Regions from separate parts of the Mus musculus genome. Here region 1 is linked to region 2. The links are chromatin loops, found by intact Hi-C in ENCODE. Cell type or tissue: heart. All regions are shown on one strand. Each heading gives the region's core, and the rest is flanking DNA. Links, peaks and the distances in the headings are about the cores only.

What was found. Peaks named below come from ENCODE experiments on the same cell type or tissue, not always from the same donor. Only the 100,000 strongest peaks of a DNase experiment are listed, where the experiment ranks them.
Region 1: a loop joins it to region 2, with 1.9 times the contacts of the local background. A loop is called at or near these places in 2 of 42 quality-filtered maps.

Annotation. Positions count from the first base shown.
Region 1 is chr1:136,865,054-136,867,975 of GRCm38, forward strand. All of the region lies in intron 8 of Nr5a2 (nuclear receptor subfamily 5, group A, member 2), which reads right to left. Among named protein-coding and RNA genes, the nearest start is that of Nr5a2, 94 kb to the right of the region's middle. In heart, for the core only: a CTCF peak has its summit at 1,854 (motif pointing left); no DNase peak of the experiment used is centred there.
Region 2 is chr1:136,914,555-136,917,476 of GRCm38, forward strand. The region is part of intron 6 of Nr5a2 (nuclear receptor subfamily 5, group A, member 2); the gene reads right to left. Among named protein-coding and RNA genes, the nearest start is that of Nr5a2, 44 kb to the right of the region's middle. In heart, for the core only: no CTCF peak of the experiment used is centred there; a DNase peak (open chromatin) is centred at 1,077.

The DNA of each region.
Region 1 (2,922 bases), core at 332-2,831, 49 kb before region 2:
CTGTGGATGTAGCATAGCAATTGCATGTTTTACCTGGTATGCACGAGGCCTTTGCCTGGACTCTACCAGTGTGTGTGTGTTTGTATATGCTAAAATTGTATGAATCTCTTAGCTAACAAACACATAGTAAATTTGTTAATACTTAATATAATCTAGTGTCTTGCATGTAGTCTTTCATATTTAGGTGGGTAGGTGTGTGTGTGTGTGCGTGCGTGTACATGCCATGTGGAAGTCAGAGAACAACTTATAAGAATTTTTCTCCCCATCATGTGCGTCTCGGGGTTTGAACTTATGTCATCAGGCTTGGTAGCAAGCATCATCACTAGGTGATGCCAGCTCAGTTACTCCAATAATTTTTTTATAAGTAAACTACAGTTAGATTTGGAAATGAATCTCTGGTAACAATAGAAAATTTATTTTATTTATTACTATTGTTGTTGTTTATCTAGTACAACTCTCCTATAAATTTATCTCTTTTGAAGGTGAAGACTCTTGGGTGCCTAATGTTTGAACAAAGAGCAAAGAAGCCATCCCTGCTGCAGTGTGAGACTAGTTCTTCCAGATGCCTTTGCTATCTGAAACAGCGAAGCTCTCAGAAGCTACAGTGAGAACTTATGTGGACCCCCTATTTTTCAGAAGCATCTGAAAATTCACTCTTTCTGTATACTCTTGGTTTATGTGTCAGAATACAAGGTTAAGATATTCCTGTAACTTAGTATACAGGAAAGTGGACCATCGGCTTTAGGCTCCCTGGAGACGCTCCTGAAATAAGGACACCATACACTGCATATTCTGGTTTAGTTCTGGGCACTACTAACAAAACCTTTCCCCTTTAGTTGATTCAGGGGAACAACATTTAGGAGTAACTGTTAGGACATCGAATGGTGGAGAGTTCTTGGCAGATCATTTATATTCAGATTTCTGGGCTCTACCCATTGACACGTTGCCTATTTCGTGGCCCCAGGCAAAGCTCCAGGAATCGGGGCTTCTCATGAAACCTGGGAAGGCCAGCATGGGCAGCTCCTGGACAATGGTCTGAGGTACTATCACGCTAGCTGTGGCAAAAGGAACTTCTCAGGGCCTGGGCATAGGAAAAGGTGTGGTGTGTCTAGAAGACAGAACAGAAACCAACTGCACGACTTGGCAGAAGTTCCTCGGATTGTTGGGTTGGGTAGGTGTGCTGAGAAGAGAGCAGAGCAGCCTCTCTGTGAGTTTGGAAAGACAAACTGGAGTCAGTTTCACAGATCGAATAGGAAGATGGCTCACCGTTGGGGTGGGAAATGGCATGGCATAGAGCTGACAGAGGCCTGTAAGAACACAAATCATCTGTCCTCCAAGAGAATGTGAGTTCAGCTCCTGGTGGCTTTGAATCACATACAAATCCAGGTGCATGGGGAGCCTAAGGCTATCCTCCACGGGTACTGCATTCAGATGCACAGACTCCCAAAAGACACACACGGTTAAAAAAAAAAAAAACATGTAGAACTATTATTCAATAACAGTAAGCCTACCACAAAAATGCATTAAAATGATCAGAATGATGGAAGTGAATAAAACCTGACACTTGACAAACATACTGTATTACACAAGCCAAACTTCCAAAAATTAACTAAATAGCACATTACAAAAGGAGTCTCTGTGACATGTGGCTCATAATTTACATTCCGGAAATGAAAGCATGGCCAAACTGATATTTGCTTAGAAATTGAAAGCCCACTGCTTGAGAAACCACAAATTTTTAAAGGCCCAAGAGCAGAATAGAGATATGAGATATTTGGAGGTGAATACGGGCCCACGAGAAAGGGCCACTCGGGCTCTGGCAAAGACGCTTGTGGGAGTGGCGCCCCCTAGAGTTCTGAAAGGTAACAAGCATGCCCTTCTAGACTCCCTGACCGCCATTGTCTCTGCAGTTAACAATTATAGTTGTGCCAAGAGGCAACTTTCAAACCCCAATTCTTTCCATAAAAATATAACAGATCAAGAAGTGTTCAACTCAAGAATCTATCTAGAGTGCGAATAAATTAATAAAGAAGGGGATCTACTGAAATTGAAGGCAAAAAATAGCTGCATATCTTCAAAGTCAATGTATTTTCTTTGCTTTCTATACAAACAAAAACCATACTAATTTCTGAGAGTTCATAATTATTCTTATAAGAGGTACAAATATATTACATTGTTGACCAGATGTGAAAATATTTGTACCTCTTATGAAAATATGATGGTTTATGTTCTAGGCTTCTGTCAGCTCTTGTGAAAATAAGTTTTGCACTGTTTTAACTCCAAACTAAACTACAGAAAAGCGATTTCAGGTATCAAGGGAATCAGGTGGCCAATTATACATTAATTCACTTAAAAATATTCAGTGTAGAAGATGTCAAGAAAAGGCACTGCAGTGTAAAAACAAACTATATAGGAAGTCGCTAGAAAAGTGTGGCCAACAGATGTCTGTGGAGAAGTGACACAGCTTCCCCGAAGGCTGTCAACGAAATCCTGCCCACTGAAGAGAAACCACCCTCACAAACGACAGAATTTCAGGTCCGTGAAGTAAATCACGTTCCCCAAATCAATTCCTAAACACAAAGCAATTTCAACCAAAATCCCACCTTAGCTGTCTGTGGAAGAATAGCCCAAACCTGCAACTTCTGTGGGACGGGGAAAGCCAATGATTGAGACCAATTAGCCAGTCTTCAAGATTCATTCTAAGGAGCTGGGCACACTGGTGCACACTTTAAATCACAGCACAGAGGAACTAGAACCAGATGGGTCTCTGGGAGCTTGAGTCCAGCCTGGACTACAGAGTGAGATCTGGACAGCTAAAGCTAGATAGAGAGAAACAGAAAGGTTCCTGTAAGAAGGATGAAAACACATGGAACTTTGCTTTGAAATTACCAAAGGGGGCAGTGACATAAGATATAAAATTCA
Region 2 (2,922 bases), core at 112-2,611:
CCTGTGCATTTGTAAATTATCAAGCTAGAATAAAAAAAAAAAACAGACCAACAGACAAACAAACAAACAAACAAAAAACTGGGAGAACAAGAAAGGCTGGCCAGCATATCTAGCAAACTGACATCTGGCCAATGAGAAAAGAAACCTCGTGATCACTATTTCAAACAACAGTGAAACTGTTGGTGGGTTCCAAATTCCCACTTCCTAGCGTATAGCTCTTCTACTACATGTAGTGTAGCGGCCAATAGTGCCTTTGGCTAGTGTATAAATGACTTTTTTTTTAATGTCCCTTAAAATAATTTTTCTGTGGTGCAGAAACTACAAGCATTCAAACAATTGCAGCCCAAGACGATAGGTAGGAATACATGCTCAATGTTCTTCCTTAGTTTTTATAAAGTTATTTTTCTGACAGATATGCCTGAAACTCATTAGGGATTCCCTGTGGCAAGGTGTATCTAATTTGAGAGTCTCTTTGTTATATCAATTCAGTGCACATTTTAAATGCCTTTGTAGGTAAATATCTAAATCTTGCAGACAAACACATTTGTCTTGGACAGTAAATCACTGGATGTGCCTGCCTGTGTGACTCTACTGAGCGCCCACACCTGAGCGCAGGAAGAGTGTCAACTTCATGCTGGACTGTTTTAATAAAATGTTAAGCGAGGAATCATTTAATGGAAACTGTGCCTACCAAATGAAATACTAAAATGTCCAATCCAAAATAGAGAATCTGAGGAAATGTCAATTCTTATCAGACTTCTCCAGGAAAAAAAGGAAGGCATTTAGTATTTTCAGTAAAACTCTCGAAATAGTCCTTTAAAAAAAACGAAGAACTTCAGTGTAAGTTATTTAAGACTTTTTTTTTTTAAATCCACCAATGTCTTCTGATCTATGATTTAAACAAATATGGTTAGACTCCAGCAGAAAAAAAAAAAAAAAAGAGCCCGGGCATGAATCACTGCTTACATTCTTTTCCACCCACAAACAATTTCATTTGGGAAAGCTGCCACATAGTATCGACAGTGACAACAAATGGCATTGTCCCTTGAACATCTGTTTCCGACTCCCACACTGATACTGCGGCAGGAGCAGGGCACTTCGGACTTAGTTGGTCTCTACAAATCGCTGAGCCACAAAGGAACTGGAAATGGCTGGTCCGACGAGGTTTTATTATTGGAACACAGGAAAACTTTATCATCACGCTGGGAAGTTCTGTATCTTTTGAAATATTGGAACGGGGGTTATGTTAGCACATTAAACCATGCGGAAGACTACTTCTGAAGAGAAGGGAGAGGAAAAAAAATGTTTCTTGTCTATTATGTCCTTGGATTGAGGTCCCCATTCAATCTTCATAAAACGTTCTCGTCCAAGCTCAACTTAAATTGGCGTGCTGTTTAGTGACTACACTTTAGTGTTTTGCAAAAATATGAGAAGATGGAATAAATACCAAAGAATTTCTAAGCCAATACGATATATAAACACTGTTGTTTCTTAACAAGGGGGAAAAATGAAACTAGATCTTCTTAGAGGCTCTTTTATTATTTACCCCCCAAATTTATACTGCCATGCTTACATTTTCTAGAAAGGTGGCAATAAAGGTTTACAAAGACTCATGACCACAAACAATACCCTCTACTCAGCCCAAAGCAGGAGGGCAAAGATCTGCTGGGGCTTTGGTAGTAGCAGCAGCAGTAGCAGCAGCATTAGGTGGTGATTCTGGGCTAGCCTGTTATTAGCTACCTCCAGGAGGCACCTTGCTATAGTAGTGCATCTTTTCCCAGGGCGGTCGGTATTCAATCAATTGTTAAGAAAAATACACTGGATTTCCAACTTATTCACAATGGAAATTCTACTGAACACACACTTCAAGGTAATCTGCAGCTAGAACTTTGTCTCTTTTCTTGGCTAAAAATGGGTTTTCTCTCTCACTTTTTTTTTTTTGGTTTTTCGAGACAGGGTTTCTCTGTGTAGTCCTGGCTGTTCTGGAACTCACTCTGTAGACCAGGCTGGCCTTGAACTCAGAAATTCACCTGCCTGCCTCCCAAGTGCTGGGATTAAAGACGTGCGCCAGCACGCACCACCTTTTTTTTTTTTAAAATGGGTTCTCATCTTAATGGAGATATTAAACCAGGTATGCAATTGACATCTGATACCTCCATACACATTTTTAAATGTTTCATTCTACCAAGACATGTTGGAGCAAATTCCATTTTCCTCTTTGGCATGGTTCTCAACAGACACCCAAAAGTGCTGTAGCCAGGCACTAGTGATGCGTGCCATTATTCTCAGAGCTTAGGAGGTAGGGTCTGGTGGATTCTCTGTAAGTTCATGGCCAGCCTGGTCTACAGGTTCAGTTCTAGGACAACGCCAGGGCTACACAGAGAAATCTTTTCAAAAAACAAAACAAAACAAAACAAGGATAGCCCTGTCAATAGAGTGAGTTCCAGGACAGCCAGGGTTATACGAACAAAGACCTGCCTCAAAAACAAAAGAAACCTAGGCTCACGGCCAACCAACCAACCAAACATCAAAACCAAAAACTTATACCCACTGGGCTATCCAAGCCAGAAGAGTGGCGCTGATCCTCCGAGCCCACATCAATGCTGACTCTGGTTACAACCCACCTATAATTCAGCACTCAGAAGGCAGCGCTCTGGAGACCTTGAACAAGCTGGCTAGAGAGGCCAGCTAAAAGGTGAGCTCTAAGTTCAGCTGAAAGACCAACCCTGCCACAATGAATTACAGGGGAAACGGTCTCCCGATGTCAACCTCCCTCAGGCCTTCACAAGCATGTGCAGACACCTAAAGGCTCACATACGTCGTCTACTCCCAACATGCGAATGTGCGGGTATACAGAATCCATCAGGGCAAAAACGAAAAACTTCTTGAGGAGAACTTCAAATGACTGAACTGCCTGACTAC